Linked DNA regions of Homo sapiens: region 1 is linked to region 2. A link is a loop called in an ENCODE intact Hi-C map of the cell type or tissue named here. Cell type or tissue: HCT116. All regions are shown on one strand. Each heading gives the region's core, and the rest is flanking DNA. Links, peaks and the distances in the headings are about the cores only.

Region 1 (8,450 bases), core at 374-8,373, 830 kb before region 2:
CCCACTTCTGTGTGAACTCAGCCAGAGAGTGCAGTCTCCTATTGTCCTGGGAAACACCCAGACAGTAGGGTGCATGATCCCATACATTTCTGATACTGATAGCTAGGTGGGCAACACCTGTAGAGCTTTGGGCCCAGCGATCCTGCTTCTGTGGAAATTCAGCTAGTGGGTGCAGCCTCCTGTTGTTCCAGGAAGCATCTGGACAACAAGGCAGTTATCCTCACCCACTCCCACCACTGGTAGCCAGGGGAGCCACATCTGCTAGAGCTTCTCGCCCAGTGGTTCTACTTCTGCCTGAATTTACCAAAGAGTTCAGCCTCCTGTTGCCCTGAAAACCCCTACAGCAGGGCAGGCAACTCCATCCATCCTCCCCTCCCATAGCCAGACAGGCCACATCCACTAGAGTTTACAACCCAGAGGTCCTACTTCTGCCTGAATTCTGCAGACAGGCACAACCCATGTTTTCCAGGAAGTACCCAGACAGCAGATTAGGGCTGACTTGGCAAGGATACAGCTTGTCTACTAACTGCAGCCCCTACCGAAGGGAGCCCAGTGGACCAGAACACTCAACAAAAGAAACGTGGGCATGGAAACAGTAATCAGAGGAGGCTTCTCCAAGACCCAGTAGTGAACAAGAATTGAATCCAATCAACTGAACTCACCTTATATCATACATAATCAAATTTCCAAGGGCATCAAAGGACAACAAAAACAACAACAAAAACAAAAACAAAGGACAGCAACTTCAAAGACTGAAGGAACATCAGCCCACACAATAAGAAAGAGCCAGCACAAGAACTCTGGCAACTCAAAAGGCCAGAGTGCCTTCTTTCTTCCAAGTGATCACACTAGTTCCCCAGCAAGCATTCTTAACCAGGCTGAAATGGCTGAAATGATAGAAATAGAATTCAGAATATACATAGGAATAAAGGTCATTGAGATTCAGGAGAACATTGAAACCCACTCCACAGAAGCTAAGAATCACAATAAAAAAATACAGGAACTGATAGACAAAATAGTCATTATACAAAGGAACCAAACTGATCTGATAGAGCTGAAAAACACACTACAAGAATTGCATAATGCAATGGCAAGTATTAACAACCGAATAGGCCAAGCTGAGGAAAAAAATCTCAGAGCTTGACACTGATCCTCTGAAATAACTGTCAGACAAAAATAAGAAAAAACAATAAAGGAGAATGAATAAAACCTCCAAGAAATATGGGATTGTGGAAAGAGACCCAATATATGACTCATTGGTGTGCCTGAGGAAGAAGGAGAGAAACCAAGCAATTTGGAAAATATATTCTAGGATATTGTCCATTAAATCTTCTCCAACCTTGCTAGAGAGGCCAACATGCAAATCTGGGAAATACAAAGAACCCTCGTGAGCTATTACCCAAGAAGATCATTCCAAGACACATAATTATCAGTTTTTTCAAGGTCAAAATGAAAGGAAAAATGTTAAAGGCAGCAAGAAATAAGGGCAGGTCACCTACAAAGGGAACCACCAGGCTAACAGTTGACCTTTCAGCAGAAACTCTACAAGCCAGAAAAGATTGGGGGCCTATATTCAACATTCTTAAAGAAAAAAATTTCTAGCCAATAATTTCATATCCCACCAAACTAAGTGAAGGATAAATAAGATCCTTTTTAGATAAGCAAATGCTAAGGGAATTCATTACTATCAAACCTGTGCTACAAGAGGTCCTGAAAGGGGCACTAATTATGGAAAGAAAAGACCATTACCAGCCACTACAAAAACACACTTAGATACACAGACCAGTGATACTATATAGCAATGTTTATAGTATGCATAATGACCAGCTAACAACATGATAATAGGATCAAATCCACACATACTAATATTAACCTTCAATGTAAACAGGTTTAATGCCCCAATTACAAGGCACAAACTATACTACAGGGCTACAGTAACCAAAACGGCATAGTACTGATACAAAAACAGACACACAGACCAATAGAACAGAATAGAGACCTGAGAAATAATGCCACACACCTATAATCATCTGATTTTTGACAAAGCTGACAGAAATAAATAATGGGAAAAGGACTCCACATTCATAAAATGGTGCTGGGATAACTGGCTAGTCATATGCAGAAGATTGAGACTGGACTGCTATCTTATAACACATATTAAAAAAATCAACTCAAGGTAGATTAAATACTTAAATGTAAAACCTGAAAGTATAAAATCCTTGGAAGATAACTTAGGAAATACTATTCTGGACATAGGACTTGTCGAAGGTTTCACAACAAAGATGCCAAAAACAATTGCAACAAAAAAAATTGACAAATGGGATCTAATTAAATTAAAGGGATTCTGCACAGCAAAATAAACTATCAACAGAGTAAACAGGCAACTTATGGAATTGGAGAAAATATTTGCAAACTATGCATCTGACAAAGGTTTCATGTCCAGAATCAATAAAGAACTTAAACAAATTTGCAAGCAAAAAACCAACAACCCCATTAAAAAGTGGGGTAAGGACATGAACACTTTTCCAAAGAAGAGATACATGCAATCAATAAGCATATGAAAAACGCTCAACATCACTAATAATTAGAGGAATGTAAATCAAAACCAAAATGAGACACCATCTCATACCAGTAAGAATGGCTAATATTAAAAAAATTTTAAAAAAAACAGATGCTGGCAAGGTTGTGGATAAAACGGAATGCTTATACACTGCTGGTGGGAATGTAAATTAGTTCAGCCATTGTGGAAAGCAGTGTGGTGATTTCTCAAAGCTCTTTAAACAGAAATACTATTTGACCCAGGAATTCCATTATTGGGTATATACCCAAAGGAATATAAATCATTCTACTATAAAGACACATGCATGGTATGTTCATTGCAGCACTATCCACAACAGCAAAGACAGAATTAACCTAAATGCCCATCAACAGTAGACTAGATAAAGAAAATGTGGTGCCTATACACCCTGGAGTACTATGCAGTCACAAAAAAGAATAAGATCACATCTTTTGTGACAACATGGATGGAGCTGGAGGCCATTATCCTAAGCAAACTAATGCAGGAAACAGAAAAATGAATATTCACGTTCTCACTTATAAATGGGGCCTAAACAATGAGAACACATGGATCCACTAGGAGAGGAACAACAGACCCTGGGGCCTACTTGAGGGTAGAGGGTAAGAGGAGGGAGAGGGTCAGAAAAGTACCCATCAGGTACTATGCTTATTACTCAGGTGACAACATTACCTGTGTGCTAAACCTCCAAAACACACAGTTTGCCTATATAATAAACCTGCACATGTACCCCTAAACCTAAAATTAAAGATAAAAAAAGGATTGAAAAAAGATTCGCAATACATTTTCAATAGCTGAATCAGATGCTGCAATATAAGCATTAAGAGAAGGAGGAAGAGATAATTGGTATCTCATATCTAGGATATGATTTCCTATTTTCAAGCTGAGTTGATAAAACTGCCTTGTTTTGCATGGAAACAGTTGGGAACTGAAAGGCTTGTCCTCAAAAAATTGCTTTTTTGAGTCATATATTTTAATTATTATTATTTTTTTGGAGACAAGAGTCTTGCTCTGTAACCCAGGCTGGAGTGCAGTGGTATGATCTCAGCTCACTGCAACCTCCACCTCCCAGGTAAGCACTTCTCCTTCCTCAGCCTTCCAAGTAGCTGGGATTACAGGCACGTGACACCATGCCTGGCTAATTTTTTTTTTTTTTTTTCTAAGTAGAGATGGAGTTTCACCATATTGGTCAGGCTGGTCTCGAACTCCTGACGTCAAGTATCCACCTATCTTGGCCTCCCAAAGTGCTGGGATTACAGGCATGAGCCACTGCACTCAGCCTTTGAGTGATATATTTTAATATTATCAGCACTTGATTTCAAGAGACAGAAACCCGCTCAAGCAAGTTTAAACAAACAAAAAATGGCATGGCCAGATTCAGAGGCTTTAATGATGAATCCAGTCTCTATCTCTGCTTCCCTTCACGTGCTAACTTCAGTTTTACGAAAGCTATTTCCATGTGCCAGGAGAAAAGGGCCACTAATTTTTCTATTTTATCTTTACATCTTTGTAGCTCAAGATCCCAGAGGAAGAGGAGCCATCTTTCCCAGTGGCTTTACCGGAAAAGTCCCTGAGCCAGTCACTGTGCCCACTGGAAGACAAATGGAGACTTGCCAAGCTTTGGTCATGAACTCACTGGGACTGCAGGAGACTGGGTCAGCCCCACCAAAATAATGCAGAAGGTAAATACTTGGTTTTTCAAAGGAAAGGTGGGAAAACCCAGCCCAATAAATGTGTTTTCCTTTTGGTCACACAAATCATATACAATATGTGCTCATTTTATAAAATTACACACTCCCCACTACATTTTAAAAAGGATATATTGACAATGTACTATTCTTGCTTTATAGAGATGATAGATAGGTGATAGATAATAGATTAGATAGATGATAGAGATAGATTAGATAGATGATAGCTAGCTAGCTAGCTAGATAGATAGATTAGGGCATCAGTGATAGGGTCAGTATAGGCCTGGGTGCTGGAGCTACAAAGATGAGTGAGGCCTGGGGTTTCTAACCTCATGAAACTTATAGAAAAACTTAAATAAGTAAACAAACATTACAAAACAGTGTAATTATCACTAACAGGTTTGATATTAGAAAATAATTTTGTACAAAGGAATACAATTTTTTAAAGTATTATTTCTTTCCTTCTTTGGCTTTTGAGGGTACAAATGTAATGACAAACATGCTGGATTGGGAGTCAGTAGGCTTTGGGCAACCTCTACCTCTGTGACCTTAAGCATGGACAAAAATTACCACTTTGGTTCTCCGTTTTCACTAGTGGAAAATGAGAAGGTTGAAGTATATGATCCCCTAGATTCCTCTAAGTTAAAAATTCTAAATATTTGCATGCATGAGACTATAGTAATCAATGGTGACTTCGTTGGAATTCTTGATAGGTCAGGATGTATATAAACTGAAAAGCCACTAGATGTCACGCTTGTCACAGATTTTTGCTATTCTAATTTTTTTTTTTGTAAATATCAAGATCTGGGAGTTGAGCAGGACCTTAAAAACTGTATTTGTTCAATCATATCTGTTAATTAAAAAAAAAGACTATTTGGACTGGATAGATCAAATTACTTAGCTAAATTCACACTGCTAGCTAGCATTAATACCAGACCTCCTGATTTCTATTCCAGTGGAGCCATCTCTCTTTAAAATGAATGATGTTTGAAATGATGTTTTTACATCAGCTGTCAACTTTGGTAATGATAATTTTTTCTTTTTCTTCTTGAACTATCACTCAAAGTAATTTGGGGAACCAATTGTTAAAAAATTCTATGATTCAATATAATATCAATAACAATAGATAAAAAGTAGTTATTACTCATAGATTACTAGACTGCCTTAAAACCCTATTTGAAGATAATTTACAGGATGATGTAAGAAATTGGGTAGATGTGAATAAAAGTGGAAATTAAAGTTCACACACACCTAGCTTATCTGAATTTCGGACTTTGGGAATTTCAGGTTTTCTTTTCTTAAAATGGCTCTGGATAGAAAATAAGTTTTTTAAAACAGCTTTCTTTGAGAAGTGAAATAACTTTTAGGTTTCTGAACCAAACTAATTAACATTAATTTTTATGTAATCCTTTGAACTTTGTCTAACATGCAGTTCTTAATAATTGTGGTTCTCTTATTTATGATTCCCAATACTTAGTTGTGCGAGAGGATTTGAGAGAGAAACAGGGCTGTAAGAGGCAGAATTGCAGCAGATAGCCTGATAAGAGGAGAGGGGAGGATTGCTAGACTCAAAGAAACAAATCTATCTTACATCATTACAAAATAACAGATGTTTCTGATTACAACCTTGTGTCTTCGAGAACAGGTTAAATTATATTGACAGTGCTTTGTGACATACAAGCCTTTTGAGAAGGATTTTCTACAAAATGTTCAAAATGAAGTCTTGGTGTCCAAAAGCAGTTAAATATTGCTTATATAGGGAAGTCATTTATGTAATTCTTATAACTGTGAAGTTACAATAAATCCTTTTTCCAGAGTGAGTGTAAGGTTGGATTATGTATATAAATAGTGAGCCTGTTAATACTGGCTCTGTTGCCTCAGTAAACTGAGAAGAATAATACTACTGCACAGAGGTGCTGTTGGATATTTGAAGGAGTTGTGGAAAATGGAAAGTTCTATATAGTTGTAAGCTATCAAGATGATGATAGTTAGAAAACGTGAATGGACACATTCTCCCAAGAAGAGCTCTCCCTGTGGAGATGAGCTACGGAAACTGGAAGAGCTCAACATTAAAGAGCTAGAACATATGGGAAGCCCAGAGGTTAACTTCTCTGTGGATGATGAAGTAGCTGGACTAATCTACTTTCCAAAAGTTAAGAAGTGATCACAGAGATTCTTCCAGAGATGAGAAAATGGGACCACTCTCTGAATCAATACTGAGATGTGATGTGTCATGAATGCAGGTAAAACCATGGCTATCCAAATAGGATGGAGCTTTGCGACCGTAAGAGACCAGCTCTTGCATTCGTTCTCCCCATCTTTGTTCTGCTTTCCCTGCTCACTTCCAAAATGAAGGAAAGCCAGGACCTGTGTAATATCTTTCTTGAGCTATTTTCAGTTGTATTTTTTATCTATTCCTGGGTTGGAAAATTGAGGCCTTCGGCTGTTTTTCCTGTTTTCTGTGGTCAGGCTTCAGTATTTTTCTACCTCTTTTTAAATCCTCTTGATGAACTTATACTTAAAAAACAAAAGTTGCATGTTGCAGGAATATTCCAGTTGGTTTCAGAGAGGGAGCAAGACAAGTTGGATATCACGTGCCCATATCTCTCATGTATGTGCTAACTGGATTTCTACATTCCCTCAAATTACTTCATGTTTTGCAAAATTGTTGTGTTAGAATCAGCAAACAATTAGAAAATGTACTTTATTTCAGTGTGGCAATTTTATATTCTCTTCTCTATTACTGAAACAAATTATTTCCCACATATTTTGATAACATTATAGTGGTGCTAGTCACATTGTTGTAAGGTGGCGTCAGCGTTCCCATGATAAACTTTGTCAAGCTCTTGTAACTTGGCTACAAAACTCTACCTCGAGTTTGAGACTTGCTTTAATCCCAGAGCCATCTAGGAAAGAAAATAAATTTATCTTAAATTGGACAAAATGTTAGCGATAAAATAATTAACAGTGAAAACCTCCTCCCATTGCTCAAATCTTGATGCTATTTTTCAACAACTCCAATCCCGAAAACATCATTTTTTGAATTTAGTAAATTTTCTCATTCTGTATGAATTTTCATGTAATTTGGAAGTTCATCTTTAGATCAGAGAAGGACATTTTATCTCTGCAAATAAACCAATTAAATATCTGGGTGAGAAAATTCTATTTTTTAAAAGTTTCTTATTTTTAACTAAGTCGTTTCCTAAAGGTTACACAATGGAAGGACAGAAAGGGCAGCCAAGAGCCCTGGAGGCACCATTTGTTCTGATGCTGTCTTTTTTCAATTTAAGAAATAAAGCCACAGAAATCCTGCTTCACTCGCCTTTTCTCTCTTGAGTTGTTTTTTTTTTCCTTTCTAAAGTTTGAGTTCAAATTCTTGTTATTTTGATAGAAAGGGAGTTCTGGTGATAAAAGTGAATAGAACATAGCTACACATCAAATTCACTTTGTAAAAATGTCTCTTCAGAGATTATCAGTAAGTGAGCCAAGGTGCTGTAGAAGTGAAATGCTTTCTGAGTTGAACTGTCTTTCTGGATAAGTTTAATTTTTAAACGGCCAATTTGTCTGCACGCCTCCATTTTTAACTTACCCACTTGATGATAACTTGGGTGACCCTGAGGCTTTTGTTAAACTTACATTCAGAGATCAAGGCTCCAGTCAGGGACTCAGCCCTGCTGGGGATGTTTCCTACTCTCACGGACTTCAAAGAAAACGGAGCCCAGAGAAAGATAGCACACTGGGGTCATCTGAGCCAATTTTTTAAAAATCAAGAATATCATGCAATATACCCAGGTAACACACCTGCACATGTACCCCCCTGAATCTAAAATAGAAGTTGAATTTTTTTAAAAAATGTCCGGGCGCAGTGGCTCGTGCCTGTAATCCCAGCACTTTGGGAGGTGAAGGCGGGCGAATCACGAGGTCAGGAAATGGAGACCATCCTGGCTAACAGGGTGAAACCCCATCTCTACTAAAAATACAAAAAAAAATTAGCCGGGCATGGTGGTGGGCGCCTGTAGTCCCAGCTACTTGGGAGGCTGAGGCAGGAGAATGGTGCGAACCCGGTAGGCGGAGCTTGCAGTGAGCCAAGATTTCGCCACTGCACTCCAGCCTGGGCGACAGAGCAAGACTCCTTCTCGAAAAAAAAAAAAAAAAAAGAATATTTTGGGGTAGGGTTCTTGGGAAGA
Region 2 (8,450 bases), core at 179-8,178:
TCCTCCTAGAGGCAGGCTTTCAAAAGGTGCAATGTCAGCCTTAGGAGGCTTAGGAATCTTTCCAGATGAGGGTTTAAGAAATGAAGCTCCGTTTTTCTGGTGAGAAAATTCCTAAAATTAGATCTAGTTTTCACAAAACTCCTCTTAACAGAACAGAATCTCTAAAATGTGTGTTCTGAACTAAATAGTTCATCTGCACTTTGTCTATCTTTTTTACCTAGAAGTATAACAAGGCAAAAATAAGCAATAGGAAAAAAAAAACTTAAATTTTCCCATTCTCACCTTAATCTTGGCACTCCACCTTTCAAAGTTATCAACAGGTCAAAATATACATGTGTTAGCCTTACTTTCTAGTCATATAAATGTCTACAGTCTTGGCCAGTCACGGTGGCTCACGCCTGTAATCCCAGCACTTTCAGAAGCCAAGGTGGGCGCATCACTTGAGCTCAGGAGTTCAAGACCAGCCTGGGCAATACTGTTTCTACCAACAACAAAGAAAATTTGCCAGGCGTCATGGAGCATTGCCTGTAGTCCCAGTTACTCAGGAGGCTGAGGCAGGAGGATCATTTGAGCCCAGGAAGCGGAAGTTGCAGTGAGCAGAGATCACACCACTGCACTCCAGCCTGGGTGACAGAGCAGAGACCCTGTCTCAAAAAAAAAATTGTAGTCTCGTTCCACCCAACTTTTTGGTTTCAACTAATACTTATAGCTCCTGGAAACACTCATCCTTTTCTTGCTCCCATTACTGCACTCTTCTAATTTTCCTTCACCCTCTCTCTTAACCTACATCCTCTTTTTCCTTCCATTCTCTATCTGAATATAACCCAAGACATCCCCTCATCTGCTTCCTGTTCTTCCTCTGTTTAATACTTCAGTAGGCAGCTTTAGTCAACCATGCTGATAATCCCACATGAACATTTCCCAACTAAGCCCTTCAGGTGCTACAGAAGCAACACCATTTTTTTTTTCAATCACATCCACAATCAAGTCCACATCTTCACTGACTGCCTAATTCCTCTGGTCCATTCTTCCTAACCTGTATCTTGTAATTGGCATAATTTCTTCTTTAGGAAAAACCATCTAAGCCCTTATCACCTCACATACAGATTAAAGCCTACAATTACCTAAGCAATCTCACCTGCATTCATTTATTCCCCAACATCCCTTCCTCACAAATCCTTCTTGTACAAAGATGCCAGTGTCAAGTCTCCCTAAAACAAGACAGGAAACCCAAGAGAAAAAGCTATACGAGTCCTCTCTAGGTGATTTCATCAAGTCCCTCTAATGAACTTCCTTCACTTTATCTATTCAACCCATTCCCCTTTTCTGTTGCTCATCAGGCCAAAATTAGGCATGTCACATTGCTGCTTCCTGTCCCATAATAATCTATTCATACTTTACTGTCCCAACACTTGACCTGCCTCCTCCAAGTTGCTTTCAAAATGTGCAGTTCTCAATTAAATTTGCATTGGTTTAAATACAGCAAAACTAGACTTTAGAGACTTTAACAATAATCCAGCATCGTACAAAATACTTTTACTAGTTTGTTCTATTTTAATAAATGTCCCTAGTTAAGAAGATTGTAACATACATATTAGGCAATTATCAGATCATAGTACTTTTAACATTCTTCAGATCAAGCCAGATAATAATTCCTCTGAATCTAAAGAAACAGCCAACTTTGGCAAGGCATGGTGGCTCACACCTGTAAACCCAGCACTTTTGGAGGCTGAGGCAGTTGGATCACAAGGTCAGGAGTTCAAGACCAGCCTGGCCAAGATGGTGAAACCCCATCTCTACTAAAAATACAAAAATTAGCCAGGTCTGGTGGCGGATGCCTGTAATCCTAGCTACTCGGGAGGCTGAGGCAGAGAACTGCTTGAACTCAGGAGGCTGAGGTTGCAGTGAGCCGAGATGGCGCCACTGCACTCCAGCCTGGGTGACAGAGCATGACTCCATGTCAAAAAAAAAAAAAAAAAAAATAGCCAACTTTACCTGAAACATGTTATCATCTCTGCTGCTGCTGCTCTGTTTAGAAGATGACAGGGCTCTCGAAGTCTCACCTGTCTTTTGTTTCTTTACAGGTTTTTCTGGAGCAACTTGCTTTTTCCTCTTTAACTAGAAAAGAATATGGTTAAAATTTGCACACATAAAAATAAAACATACCCCAGTGTCAAAAGATCCCATTACTTTTTAAGATTTAAACAATCAAAAGACTACATCCAAAATATCATAAATATATACATAAGCAAGTTTCACTCAACAACAAAACTATGAATCTAACCAATCCTTCTGTCTAGTAATGTTTTCAAACTCTGTTCTCAGGATCCCAAAAGACACTTCAGGCATTATAGTAGTATTAACCACAGGAACGGTTATTTTGTGGTTTGGGATCCCACATACGATTTCTTTGGTAGAAAAAAAAATGGAGGGATCTTGCTACTTCTGAATAAACCTGGAAACCACAGTCTACTAAGGCTAGTCAGTTACTTATTTTACGAAGCAGATATACTAATTAAAAAGAATATAACCAACTTATTCCATTTCCAGGATATGTTTATTTATGTCCTGCCTATTCCAAAAGGAATTTATGCTGGCTTAAGGAATTTATGGGCCGGGCGCGGTAGCTCACACCTGTAATCCCAGCACTTTGGGAGTCCGAGGCGGGAGGATCACTTGAGGTCAGGAGTTCGAGACCAGCCTGGCCACATGGTGAAACCCCATCTCCACTAAAAATACAAAAAAAGTTAGCCAGGCGTGGTGGTGGGCACCTATAATCCCAGCTACTAGGGAGGCTGAGGCAGAGAACTGCTTGAATCCAGGAGGCTGAGGTTGCAGTGAGCCGAGATCGTGCCATTGCACTCCAGCCTGGGCAACAGAGCGATACTCCATCTCAAAAAAAAAAAAAAAAAAAAAAATTAGCCAGGCGTGGTGGCACACGCCTGTAATCCCAGCTACTCGGAAGGCTGAGGCAGGAGAATCGCTTGAACCCGGGACGCGAAGGTTGCAGTGAGCCGAGATCGCGCCATTACACTCCAGCCTGGGCAACAAAAGCAAAACTTCATCTCAAAATAAAAAATTAAAAAAAAAGGAATTTACAATTAGGCAAATCTTTAGAGAGCTATTTTGCACTGGGCACTGACAGCCAGCAACTCAAGAACTTCCTCATTACAAAAAAAAAAAAAATCATTGTAGACAGCTATGTGTTAGACTAGCTTTCAAAAATCACAACGTTGTTTTAAAAACAGCATTATTTTAAAAGCTTATTAGAAAGTCGCATTCTCAAAAAGAGCTAACCCATAAAAACCACTACAATACCCAACCCAAACAGAAGAGGGCAGTCATGTTCCTTCTTGATGGAATAGTATAAATATTTTAATGTTACTAAATTAATTGAATGTTACCAAATTAGATGAAGCTAGGAAAAATATTATATACATGTAAAACATGAAATGAAAAATGTGGTATACAAGGTTAAGTGTTTACAAGAGTAATATTACTATTTGGGACAAACAAAAAGTTAGCTCAATATGCAGAAAGCAATTATTCTATAAATCAGGCTCTAAGTATTCCCTGTGGAATAGTGCATGTCTGGCAAATAAAAGCTCAATACACATGTGTTACATCAACATACTCAAATACTATATAGGGTGCAAATTTTAAAATTAAGAAATTTACTCAAGTATAGTCTTTGAAGCCTTATTTTACCCTTCCATGTGTTGTTATATTCTATATTTATACTTTAAGGTTGCAACTTCTCCAATCTCCCATACGCTCTCCCCTTTTCTTTTAGCTAAAATTGCTAAGCTTCAGGAGGAAAAAAAAAAGATAGGGAGCCTGCTTCTTTTGAATAAACTTTCGGAAATCACAGGTCTACCAGTGCTAGTCATTACTTACTATTTTACAAAGGATATATACTAATTAGGAAAAACACGACCAACTTATTCTATTTCTAGGATATAAATATCTCTTCAGATATGTAAAGTTCTATGCGATAAAAGACAATTCTGCACGGAAGACTTGACCGCAGAGTGAGACGCTCAGTTATGCTCCACTGAGATGCTCAATTTAGCGAAATTCACCAATTACGGTGCAGCTGTCATCTAATGCAGAAAAAGCCTATCTTGTCAATGGGTTTCAAGTTAGCTTTACTGCGTGCTGATTTAATTAAATGGAAGGGACCAGAGCACAAACTTAGTACAAACTTAAAAATGTACCAAGTCTAAAATTCAGAAAACCTTATGTGCAGAATAAACACCAGTAACTAAGAGAACTGTCAAAATTAACATTTTATGGCCACTCATGATGGCTCACACCTGTAATCCCAGCACTTTGGGAGTCTGAGGCAGAAGAATTGCCTGAGGCCAGGAGTTTGAGACCAGCCTTAGCAACACAGCAATACCTGGTCCCTACAAAAACATTTTTTTTTTAATTAACCAGGCATGATGCCTGTAGTCCCAGCTACTCTGGAGGCAGAGGTGGGAGGACTGCTTGAGACCAGGAGGTCGAGGCTGCAGTGAGCCATGATGGTGCCACCACACTCCAGCCTCGGCAAGAGAGTAAGACCCTGTCTTTAAAAAAAAAAATTAACATTTTACAAAAAAAAATCTGGTAAATTTCTAAATAACGGCAAATAGTGACTTTGGCCTACTTAGAATTCTATGACCCTAGGATGCAAGGCAGTGTTTCTGCAACTTTAGGGTTCCTAATGATGCTCAACAGAAGACTTGTTAAGTCTGATTTAGGGCCTATGAGTATGAATGTGCAAAAAGCATCCTAGGCACTTCTAGTCAAGTGGTCCAGAGACCAACCGTACCTCCAGAAATACCCATTCACATTCTTATTTTTTATTTTTTATTTATTTATTTTTTTAAAGAGACAGGTTCTTGCTATGTTAGCCTGGTTGGTCTTGAACTCTTGGCCTCAAGCAATCCTGCCACCTCGGCCTCCCAAAGAAGTAGGATAACAGGCATGAGCCACCGCGCCCAGCTAGATCCTCATTTTAAGATGTTAATACACCTTTTACTATCCTTCAGAATGGGATATGGACAATATTGTTGAGTATCACCAAAATGACTTGGTGCAGCAGTAGTCACCTTTTTGTCAACCTCACTGTCAGAATCACTGCCAGAAGAGCTTGAAGAAACAAGTTCCTTTGATTTAGGCATCCTGAAAGAAAAATACATTACAAAAATAATTAATAAGGTACTCTACTACTTTCAACTTAGCTCTCCCCCAATCAAAGAAAAAAATCAAGGACAAGTTCCACGGTTCATTCTACCATTTTTGTGGTACTGAGTTGTTACACTGAGCACAAGTTTTAATCTATACCCTTTTAAGTTGCAAATAACACGCAGGGTGCAATGTGCTGAACCCAGTAAGAACAATGAACTAAATGTCATACACTCCTACACCTCTAACCTTTCTCCAGGCCAATGGATCTTTCTATACTTCGTTTTAATGGCATTACACACTATGGGTAGGGTAAACTGCAAGAAGGCAGCAGACAACAATTACTATTAAAACCAGAAGAAATGTAATTCTACTATTACTGCTTTAGACTTCTCATCAACGAGATTGGAACTAACGTAAAATTATTCACTATGGGGAACTGACCCCAACATTTACACAACAGGGAACTAGCTGTACTATGCAAATGTGACATCTAATTAATTTTTACATAATATTTTATTCATATTTTGACTTTTTGGCCGTATCACCAAAATAACGACAGGTACTAATTCAAGAGTACACAAAATTATACGCAATTCAGGCCGGGAACGATGGTTCACGCCTGTAATCCCAAAACTTTAGGAGGCCAAAGCAGGCGGATCACCTGAGGTCAGGAGTTCGAGACCAGCCTGGCCAACATGGTGAAACCCTATCTCCACTAAAAATACAAAAATTAACAGGGCACGGTGGCACACCTGTAGTCCCAGCAATTCGGGAGACTGAGGCAGGAGAATCGCTTCAACACCGGAGGCAGAGGTTGCAGTGACACAAGGTCACATCATTGCACTCCGGCCTGGGCAACAAAGCAAGACTCCATCTCAAAAAAAAAAAAAAATCTTACACAATTCACAGCAATTCATTACATTTTACACAGATTTTTCTACTCTGGAACATAATTAAAATTTGAAGAACCTATTTATGGGAGGTGCAAAACCTATTTATGGGAGGTGCAAAACCTTCCCGCAAATTCCTACCATGCTGGTAACTTCCCAGGTCCCCCCAGAGACATAGATAACTTAGTGCCTTGCTTACAAGTGGGTGTTTACTGAGTGCCTGAGTGCAAGTTTGCAGAAAGCAAACTATCAGTAAGCCTAAGCCCCAAATTTCAAGGAATTCCAAGATACGTGGATACCTCTATTCAAGGCACTTATAACACCAGGTCATAAAACGCTGATTATCAAAATATCTTTTGCTCTCCCCATCTCAGAAGAGATTAGGTCCTATTAACCCATTTATGCCAGAGGTTGCAATTTTTTGAATTTATGCAAGCAGACCTTGGCGATGATCTTGAGCAGTAGCACATAAATAACTCCCACATGCTTAGCGTTCCAATAATGGAACACTAGGCATAAATTAGCTAATTTCTGTATGCGTTAAAGGGCCTAATAAACACATCACACACTGTATTTGTTTAATACAAGAAAAAAAGACTTAAAATTCCTCCTTAAAAAAAAATCATAAATAATCTAGCTCTCTAGATGAAACTTGCATTAGCACTGACATTGCATATGTTCCAAAATAGGAGGTCAAGGAAAAAGAAGTGGGCCACCCCAATCCTAGCCATTAAATTCAAAAAGCTCAATCTGATTTTAACTGGTAATGTCTTCAAGGGTAAATTCAGAAGGGAAAAGCAATGTTCATGACCACGTTTTATCCGTTTTTCCTGTTTCTGCTCCATTTTGCAACCTCATCTCTAAAATCAATTTAGTTAAGTTTTTTATGCTAATTAATACGACAAAAAGATATTTTTTAAAAAGGTAATTAAATTGAACATAATTTTTCACTTTGAAACTGTCGATCATAACTACCGTCTGTTATCAAAAACTGCCTGGGGGCCTAAGAATTTTTCAAAGAACCACCTGGTACTCAACCCAAAGAAGTCCACTGGAGAAGAAAGGTAACGGTAACTAAAACCAGCCTCTAAACTTTTAACAAATATATATTTACCTTAATGAGCCTGTTCCAATGTGGGGGTGGGGGGAGAAGCAGCTTGTAATTCAAGTAACTGATACTGAAACCACTATTGTAGAATTTATACAAAACGCAACTTTAAAAAGAGAAACGAAATCTTCAGCCTTTGCTGATTGAGGGAAAGATCAGAAAAAAACGAGGTGAAAATGAACCAGGACTGAAGGGCACACGACTTCGGTATAACAGGAAGGTGACAAGCACAAGACCAGGGAAGGGGTCGCGCGGCCCCAGCAAGCCGCTAGAACCCCGTGGCTAGCAGCCGCTCGGGCGAGGGGAGACAGGTTGGTCGGAGGGGGCGTGGGAGGCGGCGAAGTGCGGAGAAGACGGCGTGGGAAGGGGCGGGATTTGCACCAAGCGCCATTTTCTTCTCTCGAAGCGTTCCCTCCCCCTGCACATCAGCCGTTCTTCCCCCGGCCCCCTCCCGCCCGCATCCGCTCTCCCAGTCTCCAGAGCGCCCCGCTCAGGGCGAGGGGCGGGGGAAGAGTAGGTAACCGCACGCGCCCCACCTAGGCAGGCCGCCGCCGCATTGTCCCGGGGACGCCGCGACTCTCTCCCCGCGACTCCTCACTCCCCGGCCGCCCTCAATCTACCGCCCCGGGCCGCAGCGCCCGCCGCCTCGACTCGGCTCCCCGGGGACAGGAGTCTACCGCGGAAGGGCCCACAGCGCGTCAGGCGTGGAGTCAGAAACGGAGAAGGGGGCCGGGGACGCCGAGGGGAAGGGGGAGGTAAGGCAGAGCCGCCATTTCCCGCGGCCATTGCCGGCGAGAGGAGTGGAGGGCCGAAGGCAGCTCACGGCCCGGCTGGGAGGGTGGGGGCCCCGAGGAGTAGGGGTAGGGGGTCCCGCGCACTCACGCTTCGCTCGGCTCTAGCAGTCGAACACCCTCTTGGTCGTTCGCTCGCGACTGACAGAGAACCGGAAGTGACGGCAGCCAGGAGACGCCGGCCCCGCCGCGCTGGGGCTGCGGTCACGTGATGGGGCGTGGCCTCCCCACAGAAACCAACACTTAGACCCTTTCCAGGGCCTTAAAGGGACCGCGTCTCTTCCTAAATGGGTGACGCGAAAGTCAGATGTTGGAAGATTACATCTGACCCTTGAGAGAATGAAAGAGCTAATATCCTTCCTGTAGGAGATAGCTTAAAAAAAAATTAAAAAAAAGGAAAACGCCAATAAAACATGAGTGACAAGCGCCAAGCTTTGCGTTTGTTCAATAAATGTTTACTCTAATGAAGCGAAGGGGTCATAATGA

Evidence for each region. Hi-C counts contacts between places; a loop is a spot of excess contacts. Peaks named below come from ENCODE experiments on the same cell type or tissue, not always from the same donor. Only the 100,000 strongest peaks of a DNase experiment are listed, where the experiment ranks them.
Region 1: a loop joins it to region 2, with 2.9 times the contacts of the local background. A loop is called at or near these places in 2 of 110 quality-filtered maps.

What each region holds. Positions count from the first base shown.
Region 1 is chr5:33,419,785-33,428,234 of GRCh38, reverse strand. It overlaps TARS1-DT (TARS1 divergent transcript), which reads left to right. Exons shown (of 3, transcript XR_001742630.2): 2 at 4,089-4,257. Among named protein-coding and RNA genes, the nearest start is that of TARS1-DT, 17 kb to the left of the region's middle. In HCT116, for the core only: a CTCF peak has its summit at 5,028 (motif pointing right); a DNase peak (open chromatin) is centred at 4,994.
Region 2 is chr5:32,585,231-32,593,680 of GRCh38, reverse strand. SUB1 (SUB1 regulator of transcription) reads right to left here and starts at 8,124. Exons shown (of 5, transcript NM_006713.4): 1 at 8,056-8,124; 2 at 5,097-5,169; 3 at 1,996-2,118. The coding sequence starts at 5,168. RefSeq lists silencers at 7,541-7,810, 7,851-7,950. In HCT116, for the core only: a CTCF peak has its summit at 3,330 (motif pointing right); DNase peaks (open chromatin) are centred at 3,320 and 7,640; H3K4me3 peaks cover 1,741 bases; H3K27ac peaks cover 1,258 bases.